7 separate regions of the Mus musculus genome follow, and all the other regions are linked to region 1. A link is a loop called in an ENCODE intact Hi-C map of the cell type or tissue named here. Cell type or tissue: gastrocnemius. All regions are shown on one strand.

Region 1 (4,000 bases):
AAATCCCTCCACCCAAAGCCTACTGTGTTAGTGTCAGGAAAACTCACAGACCTTCAGAGGACATGTCCTGAACCCTTTACCCATAAACATGAAAGGAAATATCCGAGGCTAAACAAGTTCCATGATTGGAAGTATGCTTCAATTATTCCACTATTCCCTGCAGCCTGGCTTAACATGTGCTGCTGGGGTGTCCTTCACATGAGTTACCCGTGTTCCCTCATTGTAGTGCCCTCCCTGTCTTCCAGGTAGAAAGAGAGAGGTAGAGGCCATAGCACACAGAGCAGAGTTTAAACTGAGGTCTCCCACTGTGCAGCCTGGGGCTCTTTTATACCCTGCAGAGTACAGCCAGTCCTCTGTTCCCACAGGCTCCCCAGGCCTGTGGAGCATAGGAACGAGTCCTGAAAGCAGCTCCACAGTCTGAATGGTGTGCCAAGGCTGTCGCTGAGTGTGTGTGATGTGTGGGTGTGGCCCCTGCAGCCTCCACCTCCTCACAGATCCCAGGCTCTCTCCAGCGATTCAAGTGTGGTGTCCGCTGCCTCGTGCCTCAGTGCTGAGCCATGATGTGAGACCTAGTATGTCCACATCTGTGCTTACATGCTTAGACTTGCTCCATGTCACTAGTCATTGTTCAACACATTGTGTTGGGTATTCTAGTCATCTAGAGATGACATAAACCATATGGGAAGGCATTTGTAGGTTTTGTACAAAAACCGTACCGTGTTACACAAAGGATTTGAGCATTTACAGATCTGCATGCCTTCAGGGGACCAATCCCCAGTGGCTACCCAGGAACAACTGTGTTAAAAAAACAAAACAAAACAAAAACCAATCGCATGTTTTTAAACATCCGACTGACTGTTGCGCAAGTACCTCAAGACCCTTGGATCTAGTCTACCTCACTCCCTTCAGCCTGAAGAAGACACATCATGGCTGCTTTGACTGTTTCTGTTTGTGGAGGGTAGGAGGGGGCTGCTAACTGTTCCTGAAGTATAGGACCGAGGCTTTGGATGTCTAAGCCACCCCATGAAGGAACTGTGCAAGCAGAGAGACACTTTGATAGTCCCTGTGTGTCAGCCTGGAGCATACATAATCAGTTATTTAACAACACACCTCAAAATGCCAGACTTTTTTTTTTCTTTTTTCTTTTTTTTTTTTTTTTTGCAATGGCCTGGGTGGTTACTACTCTCTGGGAGCCCTGTGGTACACGGTAGTCCCCTTGTCACCTCAGGAAGAGCAGCACTGGATCTCAGGGGGAGGAGAAGGCAAAGACCCAGAGTAAGGACCCAGCAGGTGGGACTGCAGTGCAGAAGCCACCGCCCTCCTGGCTGCCAGGGGAAGAGTTTCCAGCTGAGTCTGCCTTAAGCAGTAGCTTACTGAGCATGTGACTTAGAGCCAGTGCAGACTGCAGTGTGGGGCACACTCATTTTCCCAGGGAAAGCCGCTGTTCTCATCCACTGTTGCATATGCCTGGAACGGCTCCTGCTAGATACATTTTCGAACTCACGTGTCCCAGTGAATCAGCATGTCTAACAGCGTGTCTTCATTCATTACATGTGCTTCTGGAGGAGAGCTCTGTAAACCTGTGACTAGAACAAACATTTTATTTTGGAACTGACAGCCGTTAGCTGCCTTCGTTCTTACTGTTGAAATGACGTTTCAGATTTGTTAGAAATGACGCTGACTTGAAATCTCAGTATAGAACATATAGTTCTAGGATATTTGCTAATTTTTTTTTTTTGCTAAAGTATTACTGATTATAGGAAAGACTTAACATTAGTATGAACTTCCCTGAGGAATTTAAATACTTGCTTAGTTTCTTTACAACTTGGCCCTAATTTGTAAGACAAAAGTGTTAAAAAAAAATCTTTTGAAATTGCTTGTCAAACAATAAAACACAAAGAATAGTCTTTCTTGGAGCAGTAGAATGTTCTGAGTCACTTCTTAAAGTGGTTTTGCCACAGTTCAGGTCCATACAGTGAGCGACCACAACAGAAACCAGTGCAGACTGCACCCCCTGGTGGGCCATTTGTTTGATAAGCAGTTGGTTGATAGCTTTTTGTCTCTGAAGGAAGAAGTGGAAGTTTACATGTAGAAAATTCATGTCTTTGTAGGAACTAAACAGTGTCCAAAATTACCAAGCTTGGCTTGGTCTTTGGTGGAAGGTCTCATCTGTGTGAATCGTTCATGATGTTAACCTGTGTTTACTTGAAACACGAAGAACAGTGCATGAAATACCCAGCATTGGAAGCAGGGTCTCTTGATGAGTTTTATTTTCTAGCACAACAGTGGTCAGTGTGTCTCACTAGGTGTAGAATTAACTGCACAGAACTTGAGAAAGTTCTCCCTAAAATATTAATCATCTTGTAGCTTAGAGCTGACTTCCTTTAGGAACACTGGCCCCACTGTGAGAGAAAATGACAGAGGACCAGGACATCAGTGACTTTCACAAAACTCAGAAGACCTCAAGTTGCAGAGCAAACAGCTCAAGCTATAGAGTGTGTGTATGTTGGGGGCAGGGGGCGCTTCAGGACAACACGAGACCTGGGTGTTACTTACATGAGAGAATAATCAAGGCCATGATACCTATGAGAAGTCCAACTAGAAACTGAAATACTTGCTAAAGGTTAAAGGTAGGCTCACAGCCATGAACAATTCATGCTAGTAGGTTCGCCCCCTCTGGCAGGTTTTGTCTCTACCTGGCACCTGTAGGGGAGACCTGGGAGAATCCTGACCTCACCTATGAACATCCATCCAGACAGACCCATGTACCCTGCCTCTCTTCCTGATCAGAGTCTCAGCTTACAGGAAGGACACAGAAGGTCAGCCTGCAGAGCTGCATCCCTCTACAGAGGAGGGGAGTGAGCAACAGCTACAGCAGCTACAGCCTCTGCCAAAACATACACTCACCTTCTCTCAGCCCCGGGGCACAAAAGCAGGCGTACCAGAAATGCATCATGAGGGACCCTGCTGGAAGCCTCGCTGACCAGGGGAGGACAGGAGGAAGCTAAAGTGCTACTCCTTGGGGAAGGGTAGGGATTTGTGCAATGGCCAATGGGCTAGAAGGCTCAAGAGGGATGCCCTGTCAGGACCCCAGTGGAAGCCCGAGTAGCAATCAGAGCATAGACACCATCTTTCTTCCCTGACTCCGTTCTTGAACACAAAGTCAAAAAACATAGTAGGGTATAAAGTAGAAGAGCTTTGCAAAGGGGGGAGACAAAGTGCAAGTCCCAGGGGAACTCACGTGTACCTCACTTCCTGGATACATGAACACAGACCTCCAAATAAAGAACAAAACCAAGGCCACTGGAGGAGCATTTCACTGCACAGCATGGAATTTGTTTACATCAGTATCTAATGACACTGCCAGGATGGTTGTTTAGAAGAGTGGGTGTGCAGACGCATCCAAAAAGAAAAAAATATATATTTTTTTTTGGAAGAGGCAAAGCAGTGGTCCCCACCAAAATCTACTACAGCACAGATAGTAGAACTTTAAAACAAGGTATTCATTTGATACCATTAATGTGCTATTCTTTTGTTTTTTGTTTTTTTGAGACAGGGTTTTTCTGTATAGTCCCGCCTGTCCTGGAACTCACTCTGTAGACCAGGCTGGCCTCAAACTCAGAAATCCGCCTGCCTCTGCCTCCCAAGTGCTGGGATTAAAGGTGTGTGCCACCATGCCCTAATGGGCTGTTCTTACAGCATGCAGAGTAACACGGGTTATTGCACTAGAGATGGGAACCATAAGGCAAATGAAAAATTGGGAAATAGAAAACAACAATTAAAAAAAATATATCTCTTTTCCCTTTCCCACAGATGACAAAGAGAAAGTACTACAGCACTCTGGCGACTTTCTCCTAAGACATCTCTCTCTCTCTCTCTCTCTCTCACACACACACACACACACACACACACACACACACACACACGGTACTGCCAGCCTCACCCACCTAGCCTAGACTCACTACCCACCTTTGGTCATTTGGCATTTATTGTCTATTGT
Region 2 (4,000 bases), 170 kb before region 1:
CCCAAGCTCCACCCACTGTTTGGCAGTGGGTGTGTGTATCTGTCTGAGTCAGCTGCTGGGTGGAGCCTCTCAGAGGACAACAAGCTCCTATCTGCAGGCATAACAAGAGTATCAGCAAATGGTGTTCTTACATTTTGGTAGCCAGATGATCCTCAAAAGCAGGGCACTTCCCGTTGGAATGTATTTGTGTTGTGAAGAAAAATGAGATGGGAGAGGAGGGTGTGACAGAGATTGATGGCAGGTGGGGAGCAACGTTCACTGGGGTGGCCGGGGAGGCCCAGTAGGAGGGTGACTTTTGACCTGAGATGGGAGAAGTGAGCCCCACGGAGGTTTGGGTGAAAAGCCTTTGAAACAAAAGAGACAGCAGAGACAAGAGCTGCTCAGGAGACAAAGAACAAAGAGAAGGCCAGCGTGGCAGAGACAGCTGAGCTATGGCGGGTCAGGGTCGGCTCGGGTGCAGAGGGTGCAGAGGGTGCAGGATGGGGAGGAGTGGGTGTGGACAGCAGGACACTGTAGGGACCTGGCAGGTGGTAATGATGAGTTTGACATTGATTCTAAATGCAGAGGGAAGCCACGGAGAGCTGTAAAGCCCGGGAAGAACATGATGGTATTAACACGGCAGGATTAGCCAGTAAATACGATGGTAATAGTATTGAAAGTCTGTGTGTAATTCTGTGTAATAATAGCCTGTGCACTCTCTGTGGTGTAAATATCCTGTGTTTAGTTGGAAGCTAAAAGAAATGTTCCATGCAAAATGTGCTAGGTGAATTGTGGGTGTCTGTATTTCTACAGGCTTAATACTCATCATTTGGAGAAGATATATGCAGCTTTGGCCACGTGTGGGCATAAATTGTTCGTTGGAGTAGGGCATGCCAATTTCAGCTAAGGTCTCTTCTTAATTTTGATTGTGCATCCCTTGTGGTTACATGTCAAAATATGACACATCAGCACAGACCAAGCCAGCTTTAATGAATAGGAAACCATGCGATTTATATGATTCGGGGGCACGAGGGGAATTTTCTAATGCCAGCCCAAAGATAAGTGACACAGAGGTTATTTGATTAATTAGATATGCGTAGACTCTCTCTTCAGCTTCCTGCCTGTCATCTGATCACCAAACACTGCAGACCCAGTGACTCTGCACTCCAGGATTAAGATCCAAGGGCTGCCTTTGCCACGGTCAGATTCTGTCTTTGACAGCGTCCTGCATATGTAGTCTTTCCTTATGCATGTGGTCTCTTCTCACATATACATATGTCAAAGGCACCGCTCCCCAAAGGTCAGACCTTTGTGGGGAAGACCATCAGAAGTGTCTGTAGACAGCACCCCCGAGTGTGTGGAGCTGAAACTTATTCTGGAGGGCATTATGGACACCCCTGTGAGATGTGATCCGCAGAGCCACTGGTCACGTTCAACTCGGACCTTTGTGAGATTCTGCCCTTTGAGGTGACCCAGGCCTGGATTGGCATAGGTGTCAGATGAGTGGGCAGCGCTGGCAGTGAGCCTGTGTCACCTGGACCACAGGGACGATGAGGTACATTAAATGAAGGGGACATTAACTCCTCTCCTCCAGGGACAAAAGCAACCACAGAGGTCCCCAGTTGGTAACCCAAACACTTAACCTCCACCAGGGAGAGCCACCACCACAATCTTTACAACTTGGTGGCCTTAAAGAAAGTAAATAACAAAGCTTAGCAGTCGCAGGTCAGCCCTGATGGATCCTGGTCTGTGGATCTCAGTGCTCTTTTCCTAACACCAATTTCTTGTCTCGCATAGCTGCATTAAACAACTCCTTTACTGGAATCCTTTTTCACAGCGACGGGGTAATTTTATTGGTCTTTCTGCAAAAGATATACAGAGCAGGCATGGTTGTGCCCACCTCTCAATTCAGGACAATGACCATATTTCTATGATAGGAATCTGGCAAGTTGTGGTATGACGTCCCAACACGGATGTGCCTACAGGACGCTCTGTGCTGCCACCACAGCTACAGCCACGTTTCTGCAGTGACAGGAAGGAACTCCTGAATGCAACGGTCTGAGAAGTTGAACTCAGCCCAGGTTTAGAGTGTAGGGCAGAAGCCTAGGAAAGATGTACTGTTCTGGAGTTTTCAAGGTCTCTTCTGTGCTGTTTGCTTAGGCAGCAAAGCTACAGGCTGCACACATAGTCCGCTGTCTGGAGGCGCGGATCGAGTAGCTGATGTACACAGTGGATGTCCTGTGTGCACATGTGGATGCATGTCCTGGTGATGGCCATGCGAGGAGTCAGGACTGGTACTGGTCTCCTTACCCCCAACTCTAGGCCGTGTGCTGCCTCTCATTCATGCGCCTTAGTGTTTATAAAATAGTGGTGATAAAGTCAGAACTCCTCTTTGTGTTAGCAGCTCACAGGGCCACTGAACTGGTTTCCTCTGCTTTTGCAACTTTCTGTACGGGCTCTTTGCCTTGTGCGGCTTCTTTACAGATAGGTACCTGTCTGCATTGCTCGTCGCGGGAGGAGATAGTTGATATTTCTGGACTTCCTTTTCAGTTTAAGAACAATGAAATTTTATTGGTTCTGTAATCCTTGAAAGAATAGCAAAGGGGGTAGGAGGTTGTTTTGTTTTCATCTGTGGGCAAGAAGCAGCCACTTGTCATGTGGAGAGCAAAGCTTTCCTGATTCGAAGTATCAACTTGGAAAGATTTTCTCTTATTTGTACGATTATGGGCTCTCTAGAATCCAAATTCTAACGATTATCAGGCAAAAAACAAACCCACAAAACTCTTTAAAGTTGAGTTTCAGAGTATTCTTTTAGACCCCTTTATTTATCTGCTCTTTCTCCCTCCCTTTCTCCCTCCCTGCCTAATTCTCCTCCCTCCCCCAGCCCTCCCGACATGAATACAGACTTAGAGTTATGATGTCAGCCATGGTCACGTGTATGTGGTGGCCTGTAAAGTTGTATTGCCTGGTGATACAGTAGCTGTCTTAGTTTATGTGTCCTGCACAGTGACAGAATCACCTAATGATACTTTCTGAGAACACATTCGGGTTGTTAAGCAGTGTAGGATTTTTTGTATGTGAAATGTGTACATTCACACTTGATATTTTCTCTCATATGTAAGGATTACACTTCCATCATTTTGAATCTTGCATTTTTCATTGATTATTAGATATCACTACGTCCACTTTGAAAACATTGCTAGCATTCATTTGTGTGAATAGACACAACTTTTTTGGCTGCCCTATTAAGTGTCCTGGCCTGGTATTCTGATGGTTCACAGGGACAAGTGCTGTGGCGAACATTTTGGTATAGAAGGTATTGCATATATTGCTGAGATTTCCTTCAAACATGTATGTTATGTGTCTGATGTTTTGCCTTGCACGTATGTATGTCTGTGCACCACTTGTGTGCCTGGCACCGTCTGAGGCCACAAGATGACTTTGGCTTGCCTGGAACTGGCCGGGGCTCGTGAACCACCGTGTGGATTCAGGAAATTGAATCCTGGTTCTTTGGAAGAGCAGCCAGTGCTTGTAACTGCCGAGCCATCTCTCCATTTCCCTTTAGTAAATTCTTGAAGATGGAGGTATTGATTGCAGGCTGTGAACTTTTATAACATTTTTGATAAATTGTGAAATTTCTCTTCAGAAAGATGTCTCCGTTTCAGTACCAGGAAGAACATGTGGAATTTCTTGCTAGAATTGTCTAGATTGAGGACCACACGTTTTAGTTCTCTATCTGCTCATAGGTAAAACGATGTTTGCCATTTGCGGTTTTCTTTTCTTATATTAAGATGAGCCACCTTCTCCCTGCTTTGCCTTTTCCTTCCTCCCTCCCCATTCATGTCCTAATGCAAGCTTGGGATTTTATAATTGTGTTGTCTTTATTGTATGGCTTCTAATTGTATTGACTTTGTTGTATAATTTATAATTGTATTATCTTTAATGCCATCTTTCTGCCTCTCTGTGTCACATATTTCCCTCAGTTTACCCACATGTTTACTTTTAGATAGAATTTCTTGTA
Region 3 (4,000 bases), 390 kb before region 1:
GTGGCATTTCTTGCCTGCCCCATGATCTTTAAAGGTAGCATTTCCCTTTTGCATGTGGCCCCCTTTGAATTAATCCTCACAGCCAAATCAACAGAAAGTCTGAGTGTTTGTTTGTTTTTGGAGTTTGTTTGTTTGGTTGGTTTGTATGTTATTTTCTTTTTGGTCAAAGAGAAAGATGGGAGACAGGTGACGAGAAAGGAGGGGAAAAGGAAGAAGTGAGCATCTTTTCAATTAAGTTCTAGTGGGAAGACAGATGAGTAGAGAGGTGTAGCTTGTGCCACCTACTGGAAATTCTGAGGCACTGCAAGGGCAGAAACCAGGGTACTAGCTACAGGTAAGATTTGGATCAAGTAAGATTTGGATGACAAGTTTGAGCTAAGATTCCACAACAAAAGGCTTCACAGTGCTCGCCCAGACCTTCCCAAGACAATTCCCTTCCTTGGAAGACATGGGCAGACTTGCACTTCTGATGGAAGAGGTTAGTTTGAAAGATCTGGTCATAACGACAACTCCATTTTCCCAGTGGGCTACATTGTTAACGTGCCATTATTTCTGCTTAGTCTCCAATTAACAGTATGTCAGAGTCTAGCTGTGAGTTCTCTGTCCTACAATCTCTTTGTCAGTCAGCTAACACAAGGGCTACAGGAGATCTCAAATTTTAAGATTTCTTGGGTGAGTCCTCTTGGGAAGCCAATGATATACGTACCTTAAATCATATCTTCTATCAATTCATGTGTGTGTGTGTATCTTCTATCGATTCATATATATTCAACCACCTCAAGTGATATTTTTAAAATATTGGACACAACTGTACAAACAGACAAGATGGCAGACTGCTCATTATTAATCAACACTGTCTAGATTCAGTCACAAATCTGCCACAGGAGGGCTTCTCCTTGAGATGAGAAGAGCAGCAGTTGAGCAAAGGAAAGAAAGGGTTTTTTTTTGGGGGGGGCGGGGGTAGCCCTTGTCCTCCTCACAAGGAAGGTTTCAGAAACGTTACAGGCCAGTCTTAGCATCTGTTAAGAACCCACACATATGACTCTTACAGGACACACCGCAGCCGTCTAGTCTGGTGGGATCTTGACCGATTGCATTTGCCATTTCAGAACTGAGTCCTACAGACCCAAGGAGAAGTGGTTCAGAGTTCACTACACCTTGTCTCAGGCAGGTTTTATTTATAGCCAGAGAAAGGGAAGTGAGGGACAGAAAACAGAAGGTGTGAACGGATCCCACTAAACCACCTACCTATGTTCAGGGGACTTAACGTTATGTGGGGGAAGGGGGAAAAAAGACCCTTTCTAAGCTGTGCCAAGCTCAGCAAGTGTCCGCAGCAGCCACATGCAATCCTTCCCTGTTCCCATGCACTTCGTCTGGGTGGTGTTAGCAGAGGCTTCCTTAGTGCTTACACTTGTATGTGTAAATGGGGGTATAGCTTCAAACAATACATGTAGACCCCCCCAATTCTGTCCCCCATCTCCACCTCCTGCATCTACAGGTCACACAACAGTTCCCTCCATCTCACCTGTCTCTAAGATGCAGGGAGGGTGTGTGAAGGGCTGGGAGTGAGAGCCTACAGGGCAGAAAAAAAGAATTGAAGGTCAGCCATCCCCAAGCACGACGTTTACATCCCCTCAGCAGGGCCTGGAGGGATGTGCTCAGACCACACTGGGCCTCACAGTTGCATGCCAGGGAGACACTGTCCTACAGGCTCAACACAGCTTTGTAGGGAAGAAATAGCTGTCACACTCTGTAAGTTGCTGTGCCTGGCAATAGCCACATGGGGTCACTGTACTCTCAGGAAAGAAGGAACGTCAGCTGCGATGTCTGTCTGGACTGGTTCAGACTGGGAACCAGCTAACTGGCTATGGAAGAGATGAGACCTTCTCTTTCCTGCAAAGATGAGCGTCTATGGTCAAGTCCACCTCTGCTGTTAGAAGAGGAGGGCCTCAACATGGTGGACTTTGAACCAGGAGGCAACCCTCTGAAGCGTTACTCTATTCTAATGACGAATGTCATCTAGTCTAATGACTAAAATTCCCATACCTTCCACATTGGCTCACAGCTCCGGGAAAGCTACTGAGCCTCTCTCTGGAAGGAAATGATTATCCAATAAATCAAGGTAAAAGCCAAGGAATAGGGAAACCTGGGTGGTAAATCAGTTTCTGGCTCGATCAGCTGGAGATGGTGTCAATGAACCATCCTTTTAGCTGAGCAACCTTGAATGAGCTGCCTGGAATCCAGATCCTTGCTTGCCTAATTTACACACTAGAGATTATAACATACACCTTGGTTTGGAGTCAATGCATACGATACCTATCAGGTAAAACATGGGGTGAGCAATCTGCTTTTGAGACTATGGGAAGAAGACAGGGAAGAGAGGCTCAGAGTAGCCTAGGGAAGGCAGGGGCAGAAGGACCACCAAGTCCTTGGGAGATCTCAGCCTCCTTCTCAGGTGAGATGTGGGCATAGGAGTGGAGCTTCTGAGAAACTAAACCCAGTGAGAGTCAGAGAGGCCCACACCTCCACAGTGTGGGGACCCCAGGAGCTCACTGAAGCACGGCCTTGAATGCTGGGTGGTGCTAACCTAGTCTTTGAGGATACATCCCATGAGGTCTGGAATTACTGTTCTTTGGTGCTTGGTCTAAAGCCAAAGGAGAATTTCCATTTGGTTTGGAACTGTGCCTTGGGGGTGTCCAGCAGAGCCGCCCCTACCCCAACTCTGATGTCATTGCTTCCTGTTCAGCTCATGAACAGCTCACGTTCATTGGCTTCATTTTTGCCCGCCAGTGATTTCGTTTGATGAATTACTGGGCTTGGCACTAAAGCAGTCTCTCAAAGCCTGGGCCCCACACCAGCAGCCTGGCATCATCCAGGGATTCACATGGGCCCCTTTCACAACTTCATCACAAGGTCAGGGATGGAGACCAGCCAGCTAGTGCTGACACAATGTGTTTCAGAGGCTGAGACGCACTGCCGTAAAGGAAGGGGTCCACCAGGGTCCTACCAGGGTCACCCTTCTTACAGTGGCCCTTTGATCCTTAGCATCCCCGAGGCTACCTTCCCCACCCCCCTCTCCCATCCTCTCTGCTCTCCCATCACATCATCTAGCTGTGGGATAGCCACAGGTTAACCAGGCATAATTCCCGCTGGTCCACAGAAAATGAATGTGGCTCTTCTCAGCCTTCTCCCTTAAAGTGCAAGCTTTCTTAGGAACTGCTAAAAACAGAAGAATGCGCACCATAGGCCAAGACAGCTCCAGATAATGAAGATGGGAGTGTATAGCTGATGATAATGGCTGCCATTGATTAAGCCATTATCAAAGGGGCAGCAATAATGGGGACAGCCAGGACAAGCCACAGCAGCTGGCATGTGTGGCCTGTTCAGAAGCCTGTGGGATTTCCAATTATTGTTGCACTTCACAGAGGAAGGGTGGCATGGAGTCTGGGAGAGTTAGGCAGCCTTGCCTACATTCGTACATTGGGGATAGAGGGGGCCAGCCTTTTACCCACCCCAGGCAACCTTGCCCTGGGCTAACATCACCCCAGCTCCTAGGGTTTTACAGTGCTCCAAAGGAAGAGGATCCTTTAGTTCTTTAAGGCTGAGCAGATATATACCTCTTAAGATATCTGGATTATCATGTCTACTGAGCGAGCATTCTCCCTTAAGTCTGAGGTTTATACAGTCTGTGAAGGTGAGTTGAAAGACAGGCTTAGTGGCCACACTTGGGAGCCACATTGGAGCATCTTTGCCTCTCTGTGACTTGGGAGAAATGTCCCATTCCTTCTGGGGTTGCTGTGAATTTGGGTATGATATGGGTGCCTCTTTGATCACAGGAAGCCACAGCATCCGTCTTTCTATGGCTCTATACTCCAGAGGCCTGCGGTTGGGCAGCCCTCGGCCCACCCCAGCCTCCAGCCCTCTGATACTTTGAGGTCTTGGTCTGAGACTATCTTCCTGGAGAAAATGGGCAGTTCTAGTCCTGGGGCTGCTTGGAGCA
Region 4 (4,000 bases), 230 kb before region 1:
TTTGTAGTGGAAACCCAGAGAGGCCTTTCCAGTATGAAATAAAAAGAAAGGAGACTGGTTTCCAGGGACTGGGCAGCTGAGGGCTAGTGGGATACCCCTCGTCCTCCCAGCCCCCAGGCTAAACTGCAGCTGAAAGCAGGTCTTGGAAGACGCTTCCTTCCCGCCTCCTCTTTATTTCACTTAAGTTACTGGCTCCAGATATTTGAAACGATTTGTTTTCAGCGCTGCCGTGGGCTGCACTGTTAACTCTCACCGCGCCTGGGGCGCCCAGGGCTTTTCCTTCCTAGCGCCCACCCCAGATCTTCAAGAGTGCACACCTCCAGCCGCAGCGCCCTGCGGGTTCCCCTTAATTTGCGGAGGACCAGAAAGTCCCAGCTGGACACGGGGCGAGGGCGAGAGGCAGGGGTCTGCTTTGCTGCAGGCCGGCCTCGGCTCGGCACGGCATCCCCCTGCCCTCGGCGCCGCTGCGCCGCTCCCTTTGGCTCAGAGGACGTCCCCCGCAACCCTCGGGGCCACTGAGGGTCTGGAGAGATGGAGGGGCGCGGGTGAGGAGGGCGAGCCGGCAGTCCGGCCCGAGAAAGGGCGCGGGACCCCGAGCAGCCGCACGGGGAGAGCGGGGAGCGCGGGGAGCGCAGGGGCGCGCGGGGCGGGCGCGGCGCGGGGCTCAGGACGCGCGCGCGCGCCTCGGCCTCGCCCGCGCACACGCGCCTCCCGGAGGAGAAAGAGGCGGGCGGGCGAGCGGGCGGGCGCAGAGCACCGCGCCGGCGGCTGCAGCGGGCCGGGCCGCCGCGAGGGAGGGGCGGAGGGGCGGGCGCAGGCCGGGAGGGGGCGGCGGCGCGGCGAGAGAGCGAGCTCGCGGCTCTCGGCGAGTGTGGCTGCGCGCGAGCCGGCGAGCGGGTGAGTGCGCCGGGCGGGCCCGGGAAGCAGGGGCCGCGGGGGTGCCGGGCACTGAGAGCCGGGGGAGGGTGACTGGCGGGCAGGCGGGCAGGCGGGCGGCGGCGGCTCGGGCGCGGCCGGGATGCACCTTAGCGGGCGCCTCTCGTTGCAGCGCGCGGGCGGCCCGAGGCTCGGCAGCGGCGGCGGCGGACACGGCGGCGGCGGACACAGCGGCGGCGGCGGACACGGCGGCGGCGGCGCTGACACCTCCCACCATGGACAGCTTCGACTTAGCCCTGCTCCAGGAATGGGACCTCGAGTCGCTGTGGTGAGTCCCGGTGCTGGCCGCTGGGGAGCCGCGCTGGCCCCGCCTGCCCTCACCTGGGCCGGGACTCCGGGTGCCCGGCCGCCGTGGGGGTGGGGTGGCTCGGGGACACCCGCCTCGCTGGCCGGCTCCTTCCAGCCTTGGCGGGCTGGATGCTCGGCCGCCTCCCCGTGAATTCGTCGGTCTCCGGTTCCGTTCTCTCCCCTCGGTGCTTGCCTGCGCTAGCTCAGGGGGCCGGGGTCTGGCTGCCACTGGAGGAGCGCAGCGGTGGAGGGGAAGAGAACCGATTTTTAGAACGTGTCACTGATGCCTGAGAGCCCACCCCTCATCTCGCAGCCCCTCTCAGCTCCCTTCCTTCGGATTGTGCTCCCCTCCAGCTCCCGGAGAGCCTCAGGCTCACCACCCCTGTGACCCCCTAGAGTTGGTACCTCTACGAAGTGCCCGGAGAGGATGCTCTCTAGCCTTGCGCCCTGCCTGCTCCCTGCTTGGCGTTTGCATCCTTCCTCTGTCCTACCTCACTCCCACTGGAGATGGAAAAGTGAGCACCCTAGGCAGGAGGCCAGTGTGTCTTGGTGCCCGAATTCCGGAGGCCTTGGCCCAGGGAGACTCATTTCCCGGAGGTTCTCGGTTCCTTTGCACCCTTTCTTCACACATGCCCATGGCTGAACTCCTCACTCTTTTTGTCAAGCTCAAAGCTGGCAGCCTGGAATGCACTTGGGGTTCCAGTTCTCGCTAATCTCGCATTAGGGAGAGCTGCTATAGGTAAATCACAGGTAGATGCAATTTAATTCTAGTTGCGGTTGTCTGAAAAATCCCATTGGCTGCTTCAGCATCCCTCACATTGCCCCCACCCCTTAAATGTTTCCAACCAGCCCTATTCAGGTGGTAAAATTACTGCTTGTATATTCCTGGAGGAACTTGTGTTATGTTTAATATTTACGGGGATGAACATCTGCTGGAACAAGCATATTAACTGCTTTCTGTTCTGCCTCTGGTAATCGCTGATTGTAGAGCTGAGCAGTTCCCTTTTTAATTCAGTAAAGAGTTCACATGTGTCAAAAACTGCAAGTGGTGTGCACATGAATATGCGATGCACAATTTTAAAGCTAAACTGCTTTATGATTTATGACACATACCTCGATGGCATGTGGGCATGTGAATCTCCATAGTGACTTAGGCTCAAAGTGACTTTATTTTCTTAAAGACAGGTGTAACAAAATAAACTAGACACAGAGCTCACGAATTATCGGGCAGTTTCTTATAGAAGATCCGACGGTGACTACAGCTTGCTCTGCATAATGCTAGCACCTATAAAACACACAAGGATGGGCTCCAATGTAATAAAACTTGTATATATTACACTGGCAACTTCAAAGAGCTAGTGTAGAGAGAATATGGAACATGTTATTACTCTATAAAAGTTGCTAATTACTGTGTTGCTGCTCCTGGGGTTATTCCAGTCTTTCATTTACAGATACCTATTATTTTACAGGTTTACCTTTTGAAATATTGGTTTCTGGCACAAATTCAATAGCTTCCCAGATAACAACTGCCTTTTAAAAATGACTTTTGCTTTTTAAAATCTAGGCAGGCTTGTAGTTAAAGGGGAGAACTTATTTTTTGGACGCATGTTTATGCTACTTATCCACTTTCTGGTTCAAATTGAACTCCTGTATGGTTTTTATAAGTTGTATTTTGAGATTATCAGTGGTAATGTGTAGGCCTTTTTGGCAAGGGCTCAAGGTGTGTCTTCAGTTCCCAGTAAATTATCTTGAATACTGTCAAAGAATGCCTGCTGAATTGTCTTTAAATTTTTAATATCCTATTTATTTATTTATTTATTTATTTATTTATTTGACCATATCTCTCAACATAGTCCAGGCTGGCCTGAAACTTGCTTTGTAGACTGGGCTGGCCTCAGACCACATAGATTTTACCTGTTTCACTAGTGCATTGAGGACATTGCGCCACCACAGCTGGAAAGCATTTTTTTTTAAGCCATTGCACACTCAATCAGATTTGTAAGCAATATATAGTTTCTTGGCTTAAGAAAGCATGTTAGATTTCTTGATTACAGTATAGTAGAACAGTTTGGCTTAAGAGAATGTTTCTTATTTTGTGGATATAGAATTTACATTTACAAAAGGTTATCTTTAGGTAAAGTTAAAGATAAACCAAAAAACTTGGGTTTGCATTTCAAATATGTCAGACATTCTCTTAGTTATGGACCAATTTTTGCATGACATTTCTAACTCAATTTTAGGATTTGCTAAAGACTTTTATGTTTACAGTTCAGTTTCAAGCTCATGCATGATCAAAAACATGTAGTCTCTCTCTCTCTGTCTCTCTCTCCTTCTCCCCCTCCCTCCCGCTCGTTCGCTCCTCTCTTTCTCCAGCTCTTGTTTGTTTTTGAAAGAAAGTCTTGGTGTGCAAGTTTCACACTCAAGGTAATTATCCTGCCTCAGTCTACTAAGTTCCGGGATACCAGGCATGGGTCCTTCATGCCTGGCATACTTGATTACTTTCTATATGTCTGATATTCCTATATCTGTTATCTTCTTGTTTGAATCTGATAACATCTCAAAAGTAAATGACAGTACTCTCATTTTATAGATAAGAAAATACGAGTTTTAATCTGTAACTGTGCCAAGACCAAAAATGACAGCAGGTATTTTAAGTCTAATATTTGCTACATACTTGTCAGAGGCATGGCCATTATATGTCCTAGGTCATTTATTCCCCAACAAGAAACTTACCATGTACGTACTGTTGTTGGTCTGATTTTTACAGAGAGGAAAA
Region 5 (4,000 bases), 210 kb after region 1:
CTGCTCTCGGAACTTAGAAATTCTGCAGCAGCAGGATTACTTTCTCAGCCGTTTTCAGCAAGCCGCTTGCTATGCCAAGAGCTTCACAAAGTCAAATCTGAGCACTACATCCAAGTACCAGGGTGAGCTTCAGCTCTATCCTCAGTGGCGCAGTGTGGTAGAAATGCAGAAATGACGCCTACCGTATCTGTGAATGCTTCTCGAGCTTGCAGCACTCCTGAGAGTTGGTTCTGTGTCATTAAGGTACAGAAGGTAGCACATCATACAAGCCATCTCTTTCCAGTTGGCACAGTAATGCCATCAGCTAGCTTTTAAGGCAGGCTTGTCAGCACTGTGTACACCGATGGATGTACTCAGGTTGGGTTCAGTGGTTAAGAACACCCACTACCTGTGCAGAGGACCCAAGTTTGAATCCCAAAACTCAAAGCTACTTTGTGACTTAGGCTCCGGGGGATCCGACACCCAGTCTGTCCTCCATGGGCATCCGCACCCATACATTCCCATATGTACATACATGTACACACATATACACAAAAAGACACACACATATACATAAAAAGAAAGGAAAGAATGAACACCTGAGGGTGGGGTGGAGAGCCATAGAAAAACTTCTGTTGATACCCAGAAAGAACTATTTAATTCCTTTGCTTTTTTATCTTTTTTTTTTTTAAGGTATGCTATGAGACTAAAAACCCACTCAGGCCCCAATGCCACACCAGAGGACAAACAGTTAGCTGCGCTTTGGTAAGTATAACCCCAGCTCTGCAAATGGGGTGCTGAGCTGCCCTGTGCTTCCTGGAACCTCCAGACCACTTTCCCCTAAGGTACCCTGAGTTCACGGTTGACCACATCACAGGGAGAGAATGATGACAGTAGTCGATCAGGGTAACCAAAACCAGCAGCCCCCTGTCTCAGAGAAATCAGGTGAACAACAGACACCCAGTGTGGACCTCTGGACTCTACACATGCATGGGTAGGCATGAGCACATACATATACACACATGTGCCCACACACAAAAGCGAAGTCAAAACAGCGGGCCCCACCTCAGTTCTTTGAACGTGAACTGTGCTAAATGGAATTTTTCTTACACTTAACACTTTACATGCAGTCAAAATCATGGACAAGTTACTCTGCATGCCGAATCAGTATGCACGAGTACCCACAATCCATTAGAGTTATCAATACACTGAACCGAGGGGACGCTCATTTTACTTAGGTAGTAAAATAATTTCTTCCACACTAGCTAATGGGTAATTAATCTCCCTGCACTTAGGATTACAGCAGTAAGGGCTGTGCAGTGATTACTCTCCCCACAGCATCTGCTCTGCCACTTCAACCCATCTCTCAAACTGTACGGCCCCTCTCTTAGTCTCTTGTCCTGTGAATTCCAAGTGGTGTGTGCCCTCAGCAGGTTCCCTGAGCTCTAGGTCTAATCTGTGAGATGGAAGAGCAAATGGAATCTCAGATGGCCTAACCGCAAGGGAGACACAAGATGATCTTGAGCCGTTTGACGTGATTTCCTCGGGAGTTTGAGGTGCTAGAAGAGGTGGATCGGGTTATACTGGGCGCCTTGTGATTGTAACACATTCCTGATCTGAGCTGGGGAAGAATTACCCGTGTCAAGCACCAGGAAAGAATGAGTCTCAGGAAATGCTAAATATGCCCTTTTCTTTATTGAAGTACCGTGATGAGATTAATAAATTGACGGTGATTAATAATTAATGTTGGAATATATGTAGGTTATAAATAATTATACAAAACGTTGTAGTAAATGAGCAAACGTAACTAGCCTCAGATTAGTATTTCTGTTGTGGTTGTAATGCACTTTATTTGAACTGATTACAATCTAGTAAAGCGTTAACAAGCAGAGGTGATAGAATCTGGGAAATTGCTGTCCCGTCTGCGAGGCCAATAGCTCGCCCCATAAAGCAGGGTAGAATGTGCTAGCACTCCCGCAGGCTGTAGTGGGGAGACACTGCCCTCTGGTGGTGGAAGAGGAGAGTGGCCTGACCCTGTTCCCAACAAAGAGCTCTTCAAGCTGTTATTACACCTCATCTGGTGGTAAATGCAGGTATGGGGGTCCTCCTTGGAATCTTGAATCGTGTTTTTTTGAACAAAAGGAACATCAAATACTCATACACATACTTAAGATGGAAACATTTTAGAGGTATAAGTGTGATCAAAATATTGAGTCAGAAATGACAGGATTTGTTCTGGAGCTTCGCTGTGAAAGACACACGTTTCTCTTCTTCCCCTGCAGTTACCGATGCCTGGCTCTCCTATACTGGCGGATGTTTCGACTCAAAAGAGACCATGCTGTAAAATATTCAAAAGCACTTATCGACTATTTCAAGGTACTGCCTAGCAAATAGGCACCATGCCTCCTTGTGCTAGGCTCTCTCCCTGGCAGAGGCACCTCTGAAAGGCCTCATGCACCCATTGCCTTGAGGCTAAACCTGCCATCTCTGTTGTCCAGAGTCACCCCATTTATGACACACTTGTGGTTTGCAGGGCTCCAAGAATGGGCCTTGAGAGCCCAGATAACTTGTTCCCCTGTCTTCATGTCCTTATTTTTATGGCCTCTAAACAGAGAATGTCCAATTTGTCCCCAATGTCTAGGGGATAGATCTGTCCTTAGAGCAGACCTGATTCCTTATGTCCACGTAGATTCTTAGAAGTAACTACTTAGACCCACTGCCCTGAGTTCATCTCTTGTAGCTGATTTAATCTTTGATTGAAATGTCATTTTTAAGGATAGGAAATGGCTCCTTATAGCTCAGAGACCCTCAACAGCAATGTGTGGTGGTGACACAGATCGAATCACAGCCATGGCAACTTTTATCTCAGAAAATTCAATTACTTTCCTGAGAAGAATACAAAACTATCAAAACAAATGAAGAGCACCTCTTTGCTGCGCTGTTGCAAGTGTACCTGAAGTTAATCATTTGTTCAAAATGTCATTTGTCTGAGATTACACCGTCCTTGTCTCCACCCCTCCTTTGTCACACACATGCATGCACACACATGCACACAAACACACAGACACACACATACACATACATGCATACACATACACACACACACAAATACATACACACACATACAAACACATACACAGATACACACATACAAACACACAGACACACACATACAAACATGTACACATATATACACATATACACAGACACATAAATATAAATACACACATGCACGCACACACATATATAAACACACAGACACATGCACGCATGTGCATGCACGCGCACACACACATCTTTTTTAGTCATTTATTGACATCCTGAACATCTGAGAGACCAGCTGGATGGTCAGGCTACTCTGGTGATGCTCTGGTCTGTGTCTGGTGCACTGCCATTTTCTAATTGTTCATATGGAATGACTGCTGCGGAGCAATGAGATAGCCTGGCAGGCTTGTCAGGAGGCAGAGGCAGGAGGATCGCTGCAAGTTCCAGGCCAATCAGATCTATACAGTGAGACCTGTCCCAAACACACATAACAGACATGGGAGAGGAGGCAGAGAGAGTGACTTTCAGATCAGAATCTAAGGGATGAATTGCTATATAGAGTAAAACCGAAGATGCTTGGAAAAGGAGTAAGATAAATTCTGTGATCCCAGTGAGTCCTGGCAAGCTTTTAAAGGATTGTTTTCAGTGTGTGTATCCAGTCTGAAAGTATGAACAAAAATGGACAGAGAAGGGAACAGAAAATCAGTTTCTCTTCTAGGAGTTATGGGCATTTGTATGTTTTTAAGTATATTTCAAGTGGCAGGTTACTATTAATAGTGTACAGTGTGGTTTGCTGTACACTGCACCTGTTAAATTGCTGCCACCATCTTTGTGACAGGACATCTCAGATCTGTCCCTCTCTCCCAGTTCTGACCACATGCCTTCAGGGGACCTCCAAACCTTATCCTTCCTGTTGAAGTTTTGTAGCTACTAGGTGCCCTTTGTGCCACACTCTAAGGATCGTTTAAATACAGCT
Region 6 (4,000 bases), 380 kb before region 1:
CTCCCCCCCCCCCCCCCCCCCCGTTATTCCTTGCTTCTCTTTAGGGTTTTTGTTTGTTTGCTTTGTTTTGTTTTGTTTTTGTCCAGGGGTGGGTGGGCTCCCATGAAGTTTCTATTGGTCTCATTGCTTGTTCGGGTCTTAATTAAGCCGTGGTACTGTTGACATATTTTGGGTGATCAGCTTCCCTGATGTTTTTAGGAGACAAAAACCTCACAGCCATCTTCTGGTCCCCTGGCTCTTACAAACTTTCTTCTCCCTTCCCTCTTCCTCAACAGTCTCTGAGCCTCCGATGCATGCATTTGTACATGTATCCATCGTGGGGGACATAGAGATTTTTTTAATGCACCCACAAATATTACCTGGGGGCAGGGTGGTTGACACACTGTTTGGGATCAGATTCATCACCTCATGCGTGGGCTCCTTGTATTACTTCTGAGAAGAGGCCCCCAGTGTTAGGAGTCTTTAAGAACCTGTGGTTTCAAAGAATGTTTGCAAAGCCACTCATAATTACACTAGGCGGTTGTAAGACACACTCCTGGCTTAGGGCAGAGTTGATTCTTCCAAAGAATCAGGGGAAGTGATAGAATTTAAGAAAAGAAGTGTAGATTTTTCTACTTATCCTATGTTGGCTCATAAAGGTAGCATTTCCCTCTTCAGTGCTCAGGGTAGGATTGACAAACCTCTGGTAAGATTAAATGGGAAGAAAATAAAACCTACATTCCAGAGGGAGCTGCCAGAACACTCATTCACCAGTCTCTTCTGCCCAGATGGCTTTGCCAGATGTGAGGTCGGGCCTTCCCTGGCCTACTTATAGCAAGTAGACCGAGCCTTGCTAAAAGGCACGCTTTGTCTCCAAAGCATAAAGGCCTGCTTGCCTCTCCACACCTAAGCTACCTCTGTCTCCAGAAAGCCAATCATCTTTTTTTCATGCTCTCTATGGTCATGGTCTCCTACATCTCTGGGCTAATTGTGCCCTGTGATGATGAAGGATGTCAATATGGACTTTTCCAGAAGGGAGAGAGGAAGCAGGGAGGTCCCCAGCTTCCCTCAGGTGAACCTGGATGGAGCCTGGAAAGTGAGTTTTCTGCTTAAGGTGAAGTAACTCATGCCTTATACTATCCCAAGCCTAAAGAACCGGGACACATTTGTAAAAAGACTCAGGCTTGCAAGGCATTTGCTTACTTGTGTGCCCCACACCCCAAAAAGCTCTCTGCAGAATAGAGGACACAAGAGTGGATGCCCAAAGGACTCCCCTTCCTTTCTCTTGCCACCTTGTTCTTTACAAAGGGTCACCGTGCTCTGGTTCCTGGGGAGCTGAGCGCATAACCACGCCATCCAAAAGGCTGCGTGGTTCCTTTGTGGCTCATCATTTGAAACAGGAAATAGCTAGGCAGTGAATTTCCCGCAGGGCACTGCCTGGAGAGAGCCAAGCAGCCTGTTCGGCCCTGTGGGGGTCTCCTTTTCAGCTCTGACCTCTTCAGAATACTTTTCTCTACAAAAGGCTGGAACTGAACCTCCTAGCTAGTTTCCATAGCAGGTCAGCCCCAAGCTCAGAATCAGAGCCAGGTCTCAGGGATGATCAGAGCTGGGCAGCCTGTAGGGGGCGCCACATTCCAAACAGAGAAAGGTAGTTTCCAGAGCTTTGAAAGGAGCTAAGCTTTCTCCATCGTCGGGTCAACAAATTTCTGAAGCTCAACTTTGATTCTAGAAATGATTTCTCTATGCAAAATTTTAGGATAGGAAAATCTAGAGAGAAAAAAATGGTCTAGGGGATGGTGGGTTTTCTTCTCCCCATGCAGTTAAAGATGATCCCGTGCTTGATAATGTGAGTAATTAAACATTACTGTTAGAATGTCTCTGTATTGCCTACCAAGTGGGCCCAACTTTCTGACATGATGACAGGATGTTATCTATGTAATATCATGTAATACAGTTGCCAAAAAAATCACATCACAGATACACACACACATCATATATATAAGATGCCATACACACACACACACACACACACACACACACACATACACACACACACACACATATATATCTTACTGGCCATATAGATGGTATACATATCTTATTGGTTTTATATATATATATATATATACACATATATATATATATGTATATATATATATATATATATATATACATACCCTTACATATAACCATATATATAGTATATATACGCATTTCTGTATAGTTGCATTTAAGTTACCCAGATGATAAACTACTCTCATTCTTGAATAGCCATCAAGATTCATCCACTGTTTTCATGGAAATATGTATGAATGGAAGACCTAGAGGCTTGCCCCCCCCACAAATGTCTAGTTTGGGTGCCCATCAAAGCAGAATGAACCCACACCACAGTCATGCTGGCAGGTTCTGCTCTGAGGAGACACCCTCCTAGTTTAGCAGCATTCCGCGTCCATTGCAGGGCAAAGGCTGAGGAGGGTGTAACTTCCTCAGCGATTCGGTGTCCTGTAGAACTGGGGGAGGGACGAAGAACAGGACAGGGATAGTGGCTTCATCACCAGGTAATCTGAAGTACTCCTTGGATTCTAGTAGAATTGTCTGGAATGGAACTTTGGAACCCTTCACCTGAGAATGGGAGACGGCTCACTGAGTCCCCTGCTAGTCTCAGGGTGTGATTGTCATGCACATGAAGATGAAAATCTGTGAGACAGCTCTCATGGACTATCCATACTCAACATCCAGACAGAAAGGTTTGAGGGAGCCGTGATGTGGGCAACACAGTTGGTTCACACTCAACACAATGCTGGTTTCACCGAGCAAAGACCAGGCTTCTGTGTCAGGTCCTGGCTTAGGAGTAAAGCCAGGAAGAACTCAGGGGGTTCACAGAGAGGCCCTAAACCTGTGGGCCTCAGCAGAGAACTGGGTAGTACTCAGATCACAATTTGCCACATGTGGACAGAACACCAGGAATACATTGTAACTTGCAACATTTTAGAACAGTTAGCAAACAGCTGGATGCCCTGTTCTCAGTGAGTTAGGCCAGAGCGTCAGCAAAGCAGGTTTTGTTATGGAGGTCAGCAGAAAAATAATCGGGTTGAGTACAGCAGTATATTCAAAAGTGCATCTCCATCCAATGCTGTGGGTTGGTTTCACTTCAGAAGCAGAATGAGGAGGAAAAAAAACCTTCTTTAGGAACTTTCCAGAGCTTCAGATATGGAGGGCACCGAAGCAATGCTGCTTTTCCCTCCGCGGCAAAAGACAGGCACATGCTCTGCGCACTCTCACATCACCAACACAAAATTTGCATTAAAAAAAAAATCCTGGGGTTTGTTGTTGGTATTTGGCTTCTAAATGGAAGGGAAAAGGCTGGAAAATGGGTAAGAGTTTTCCCAGAAAAACTCAAGCGAGTCACAAGAAAGCAAAAAGGGGGCATGTAGAGGGGATGCATACGGGCGTGTGTGAGGAGGAGGGTCCGTGACACCCTTAACTAGGTCTAAAGAACAAGTTCTTTCACTTGAAGACAAGGCGAGGTAAGGAGAGAGAAGATGCAGAGAAAGTGATCCTGACCCTTTTAAAAAAGAGGAGCCTCGCAGCGGAGGAAGCAAGTTCTTATTCCCCGCCAGTAGAGGGCACTGTCGAGCAGATTTTGGCTGCTGCTTGGCAAGGGGTCTTGCAGGGAGCGGGGCTGGGGCCAGGAGCGGTGATTGCTCAAGTGGATGGAAGGCGTGTTTCTTAGGGTGCCACTCAGAGTGTATGAATACCAGGGGCGGATTTGCATTTTTAAAAACGTTATGCTAATATATTAATATCTCATAGCAACAGAGAAAAGCTGTGGGCCTTCCATGGAGTCCCCGATTCTCTCCACAAACCCTTCTGACAGGTAGCGATTTATATAAAATGCTCGGAGGAGGCTGTAAGAGATTGTGATACATATTTCATAATATTTTCTAGCACAGCACTTGATCTCACGGGCAGATTCATGAAAATGCAGTATTTATTATACAATATCCATGTTTTATTAAAC
Region 7 (4,000 bases), 250 kb before region 1:
ACTCACCTCTGACTCCTGAAAGTGCAACTCTAGGATAAATGTGAATTTCAAAGAACACACACTCATGATGAGAAGTGGTGCAGTTTAGCCTCACCCCCAACGCACAGAAAAAAGCTGGTAAAATTGTGAAAAGGCAATACCAAGTGGCTAATGATCCTGACTACCTGGCAGGACTGGATATCCTCTTTGGAGAAAGGAAACATCACTGTAGGCTTTAAATTATTTCTGTAAACTTTTGCAGACACACTGCCAATCACATCCTAAAAATAACTAGACATAGGAGCTAAGGAGATATTGGTAGAAGAAACAACATAAGAAAAATAGACATCTGTGGTTCCAGATAAAAGAAAAGGAACTGTTAAATCCATGATTACTGTGTTTATAGCACCCAAACAGTAAACAAACAGTAAACAAACAAACAAAATACCCCCACAAAACCAAGAAGCTCATATGAACAACACTGGCCGAAAGGCAAGCAAGAGCAAAATGTGCATACTTTTAACACACATGGCTATTTGACAAAATTAAATATATGTAGGACGTTTTAACACATTATAAAGTATTAAAATGATAGGTAGAGGCATACTCCTTAATTAAATGCAATTGAACTGTAAGATATTTTCAAAAGGAAAATTAGGAAAGTCTTTATTTGGAAATTACAAAATATGCTATAAATGATCCATCTGTCAAAAAAGTCACAATAGATATTAGAAATGATTTTACTTTCAACTAAACGGTGACAAAAATGTATACATCAAATCTGCACCTTGGGGCTGGAGAGGCAGTTTGTCAGTTAAGAGTGCCTACTGCTCTTGTAGAGGACCTGGGTTCAGTTTCCAGACCCACACAGGCAGCTCATGACTGTTCCTGAAACTTCAGTTCCAGGGGACCTGGCACTCTCCTCTGGCCTTTACATGTGCCTGAACATGAAACGTATAAACTCATGCAGGTACACATTCATACACATAAATAAATTTAAAAATCTTAAAAATGTGCTCAAAGAAAAAATAAGTATAACAAAGAAGGAGGAGGCGGAGCAAAAGGAAAAGAAGAGTATGCATCAGTAAGACGTACACTCCATTAACCACTAATAGAAAACTGAAGTCATGTAGTCTATCTTTTCAACTAGCCACATAAAAATTTTCTCCCTTAAAATTCACCATCAGTTCATGATTTCGATAAAGCAAGTAAATAGATATAAATTGAACAAACGGGCAATAAATGGAAATTTTCTTAATCAGATAAGAGTTCCCCAAAAGAACCACACACATCCATAACACTAACTAACTTAGTTCCCTGGTTTCACTCATGCTTGTGATATATTCTGTCCCCTTACCTCCTCACCCTTTCTTCTTCCCTCCCAACCTCTATCAATATTCCTTCCTTCCTGTCTCCTCAGACCCATGGGTTCTGTGTTCTGTTCTTTTGATTTATTTTGCTTTTGACCCATTTAGTTTCGCTAGTACCATCCGAGTGACTATTGTTCTAAACCTATCCTTTGGAGCCCCATGGGGGTTCCTGAATGTACACACTGAAGATAGAGGCTCTTGCCTTTTCCCGAGTCTGGCTATAGGAAGTAGTTTAGTAGGGAGGTGTGTGGTCTCCTGAGTCCATTCCTCCCCGGCTCTGGAGGGGCCGCTCTTGTATAGACCCACTACAGAGTCTGCGATTGCAATGACTGTACACTGCCCAGGAGATGGCACTTCAGGGCTCTTCTCCCTGTCCTCCAGATCCTCCATTCTTTCTACCCCATATTCCAAATGTTTGCCTGGCTTTAGAGGGAGTAGTATAATTGTCTTCCTGAGTGCTGAACATTCCCCTGGCATTCATTCTTAGAGCCCTGTAGAGTCATGAACCTCTGCATTCACTAAAATTCATTAGAAAAGAGAACCTTCTCTGATTAAAGCTCAGAATGTCTATGGATACAAATATATAATTAGGAGGCAGTTCAGTGCTGCGTCAATTTAGTTAAAGAGAAGAATTAAGTTCCCCTACAAGGCTTATGACCTTTCCTGCATGTTTACAGTCCCACAAATGGATGCGCTCCTGTGGAGTGAACCCCAAAGCCAATCAGAGAGTGGCTGATTATCCCCATAACGGTTTTGCCACTATTGCATAAGTCGGCACACCTTGCCTCATGCTGTTATTGTAACCACGGGGCTCGCAGCTGGGTAAGAGCATTTGATGCCTTGCTTTTCCCTAGCTGCTTACATAGTGCCTTCTGGAAGCTTCCAGTTCAGCGCTAGCTGGCAAGAAGGAAGCTTCCGGATCGATGCTACCTTGATTTCTCATCCAAGTTGTGTGGTGTCTTCAGCAATGGGGTGTTAGCAACTCGTTTTGTGGGTAACCAAGAGGAACGTAGGCAAAAGCATGCATTGTTTGGGAGTTCCCTAGGGTCTCTCTGATTGATAACTCATAAAGAATATTTTCCACACATGGCACTGGAAGCCTTATAATTTTTATGGCCACCATCATGGTTTGTCAAATGTGAGTTACCAGCTAGTAAGTAAAATAATAATAATAATAATAATAATAATAATGGAGGTATACATCTTCCAAAGAAAATAGCCAACATTCACAGGTGGCATTCTCCTACTACTGTACAGATAGAAAATAGATAGACTCTCAGAATGAATAGGTCAATTTAATCAAACACCTAGGAAGAAAGTCTATCTGATATTTAAATAATCTTTGCAACAAATCACTAAACGTTTCAGATATAAATGAAAGAGAATCCAAATAAACAGAGGCATACCTTGCTCAGATACTAGAAGACCCAGCATTCCTAATAAGCAATCCATATACTCAAAGCAATTCAGTTAAGAGGCAAACGGACCTTTGCTGAGTGCCTGTCTGTAACTTGAGATGATGCTTCTGAAACAATGGTGATAAACAAAGCGTAGGGGCTTGACATAGTCTAAAGGTAAACAAGGTGAACATCGATGCCTCTATAAGTCAGTGGGGTTTGATATGATGGGACAGTGACCAAAAGCATATAGACAAATACACCCGTGTAGCAGTAATTTGGCTAACTGATCTGTGCTCCTGATGATTGCACTTGCCCAAGAGCTATCTGGATTCGTGAATGAAAGACACACACACACACACACACACACACACACACACACACACACACGGCAGTTAATTTTAAATATGCCTGGTTAGTTCAAAGGTTGGGCAGTTCTTATTCTTCCTCCTGCTAGCAAACACTCCTCTTTAAAATCTGTATTTCATCTCTGCTACCCCAAACACAATTGGGGAAGTGGCCCGTGTGGCCACTTTCCCTGATTCTAATACATTGGTGGGCCTTTAAGTCTGGTCTTTCTTCTTCCCATCATGGGGATCTCTCCTCCTTCCTCTCTTCCAGTTCTCAGCCTGCACAAATTTAAAAGTTCTCTCTCTCTCCCCCCACACCCCCCACCCCAAGCCATTGGCTATTGGTTGGCTATTGATGATCAAAAACCAATTGGGGACAGGGACCTTCAGTGTTTGGACGTGCAGATTCCCAATTAATTCAAAACATTAGAACCAATCCCCAAAGACCAGTAAAAATGGAGCAGTCACTGAAGATGAGGCCTGAGAGGAAGGCCAGAAGGCTGGCTAAAAATGCCCGACCACTTCTGCATGATGGTTTCCCCCAAGACAGGGACTCCTCAGATCAGCGCACACAGATTAAGTAAGCGTCTTGGCGTGGGACAGGCCACTGGAGATTTGTCCTCCAGACAATTCTAATCTGCAGAAAGACTTGAAAGCCACCTTTCTCAACACACACACACACACACACACACACACACACACACACACACACCTACCTCACACCGTACACATGGCTTCCTAAATCATTATGAGTAATGCTATTTTAGCATTTTAATTTTTATTTATTATGTTTGTGTTTGGTGGTGCTGGAGATTGACCTCAGAACCTCACACATGCAGCTCACACCACGTCTGACACCAGCCTGTCCTTATAAGCCATTAGGAAGATGTAAACTGTAACAGTA

What was found. Peaks named below come from ENCODE experiments on the same cell type or tissue, not always from the same donor. Only the 100,000 strongest peaks of a DNase experiment are listed, where the experiment ranks them.
Region 2: a loop joins it to region 1, with 4 times the contacts of the local background. A loop is called at or near these places in 6 of 42 quality-filtered maps.
Region 3: a loop joins it to region 1, with 6 times the contacts of the local background. A loop is called at or near these places in 23 of 42 quality-filtered maps.
Region 4: a loop joins it to region 1, with 4 times the contacts of the local background. A loop is called at or near these places in 9 of 42 quality-filtered maps.
Region 5: a loop joins it to region 1, with 5 times the contacts of the local background. A loop is called at or near these places in 14 of 42 quality-filtered maps.
Region 6: it touches region 1 in a loop (8-fold over the local background); 32 of 42 quality-filtered maps call a loop at or near these places.
Region 7: it touches region 1 in a loop (2.0-fold over the local background); 2 of 42 quality-filtered maps call a loop at or near these places.

The regions. Positions count from the first base shown.
Region 1 is chr1:38,391,135-38,395,134 of GRCm38, reverse strand. All of the region lies in intron 5 of Aff3 (AF4/FMR2 family, member 3), which reads left to right. Among named protein-coding and RNA genes, the nearest start is that of Gm16150, 170 kb to the right of the region's middle. In gastrocnemius, a CTCF peak has its summit at 2,016 (motif pointing left); DNase peaks (open chromatin) are centred at 429, 1,336 and 2,012; H3K27ac peaks cover 349 bases.
Region 2 is chr1:38,559,035-38,563,034 of GRCm38, reverse strand. All of the region lies in intron 1 of Aff3 (AF4/FMR2 family, member 3), which reads left to right. Among named protein-coding and RNA genes, the nearest start is that of Aff3, 66 kb to the left of the region's middle. In gastrocnemius, a CTCF peak has its summit at 1,625; no DNase peak of the experiment used is centred here.
Region 3 is chr1:38,785,426-38,789,425 of GRCm38, reverse strand. No RefSeq gene overlaps it. Among named protein-coding and RNA genes, the nearest start is that of Lonrf2, 49 kb to the left of the region's middle. In gastrocnemius, CTCF peaks have their summits at 291 (motif pointing left) and 1,777 (motif pointing right); DNase peaks (open chromatin) are centred at 303, 1,781 and 2,883.
Region 4 is chr1:38,624,293-38,628,292 of GRCm38, reverse strand. It overlaps Aff3 (AF4/FMR2 family, member 3), which reads left to right and starts at 1,049. Exons shown (of 22, transcript NM_001290814.1): 1 at 1,049-1,204. The coding sequence starts at 1,152. In gastrocnemius, no CTCF peak of the experiment used is centred here; DNase peaks (open chromatin) are centred at 131, 758, 1,240 and 1,665; H3K4me3 peaks cover 2,242 bases; H3K27ac peaks cover 1,127 bases.
Region 5 is chr1:38,183,680-38,187,679 of GRCm38, reverse strand. It overlaps Aff3 (AF4/FMR2 family, member 3), which reads left to right. Exons shown (of 22, transcript NM_001290814.1): 18 at 673-744; 19 at 2,262-2,355. Among named protein-coding and RNA genes, the nearest start is that of Gm16150, 34 kb to the left of the region's middle. In gastrocnemius, a CTCF peak has its summit at 1,984 (motif pointing left); a DNase peak (open chromatin) is centred at 1,973.
Region 6 is chr1:38,767,662-38,771,661 of GRCm38, reverse strand. No RefSeq gene overlaps it. Among named protein-coding and RNA genes, the nearest start is that of Lonrf2, 67 kb to the left of the region's middle. In gastrocnemius, CTCF peaks have their summits at 1,607 (motif pointing right) and 3,601 (motif pointing right); DNase peaks (open chromatin) are centred at 1,598 and 3,623.
Region 7 is chr1:38,637,539-38,641,538 of GRCm38, reverse strand. The region is part of intron 3 of Gm34596 (a long non-coding RNA gene); the gene reads right to left. Among named protein-coding and RNA genes, the nearest start is that of Gm34596, 8.9 kb to the right of the region's middle. In gastrocnemius, a CTCF peak has its summit at 1,685 (motif pointing right); a DNase peak (open chromatin) is centred at 1,668.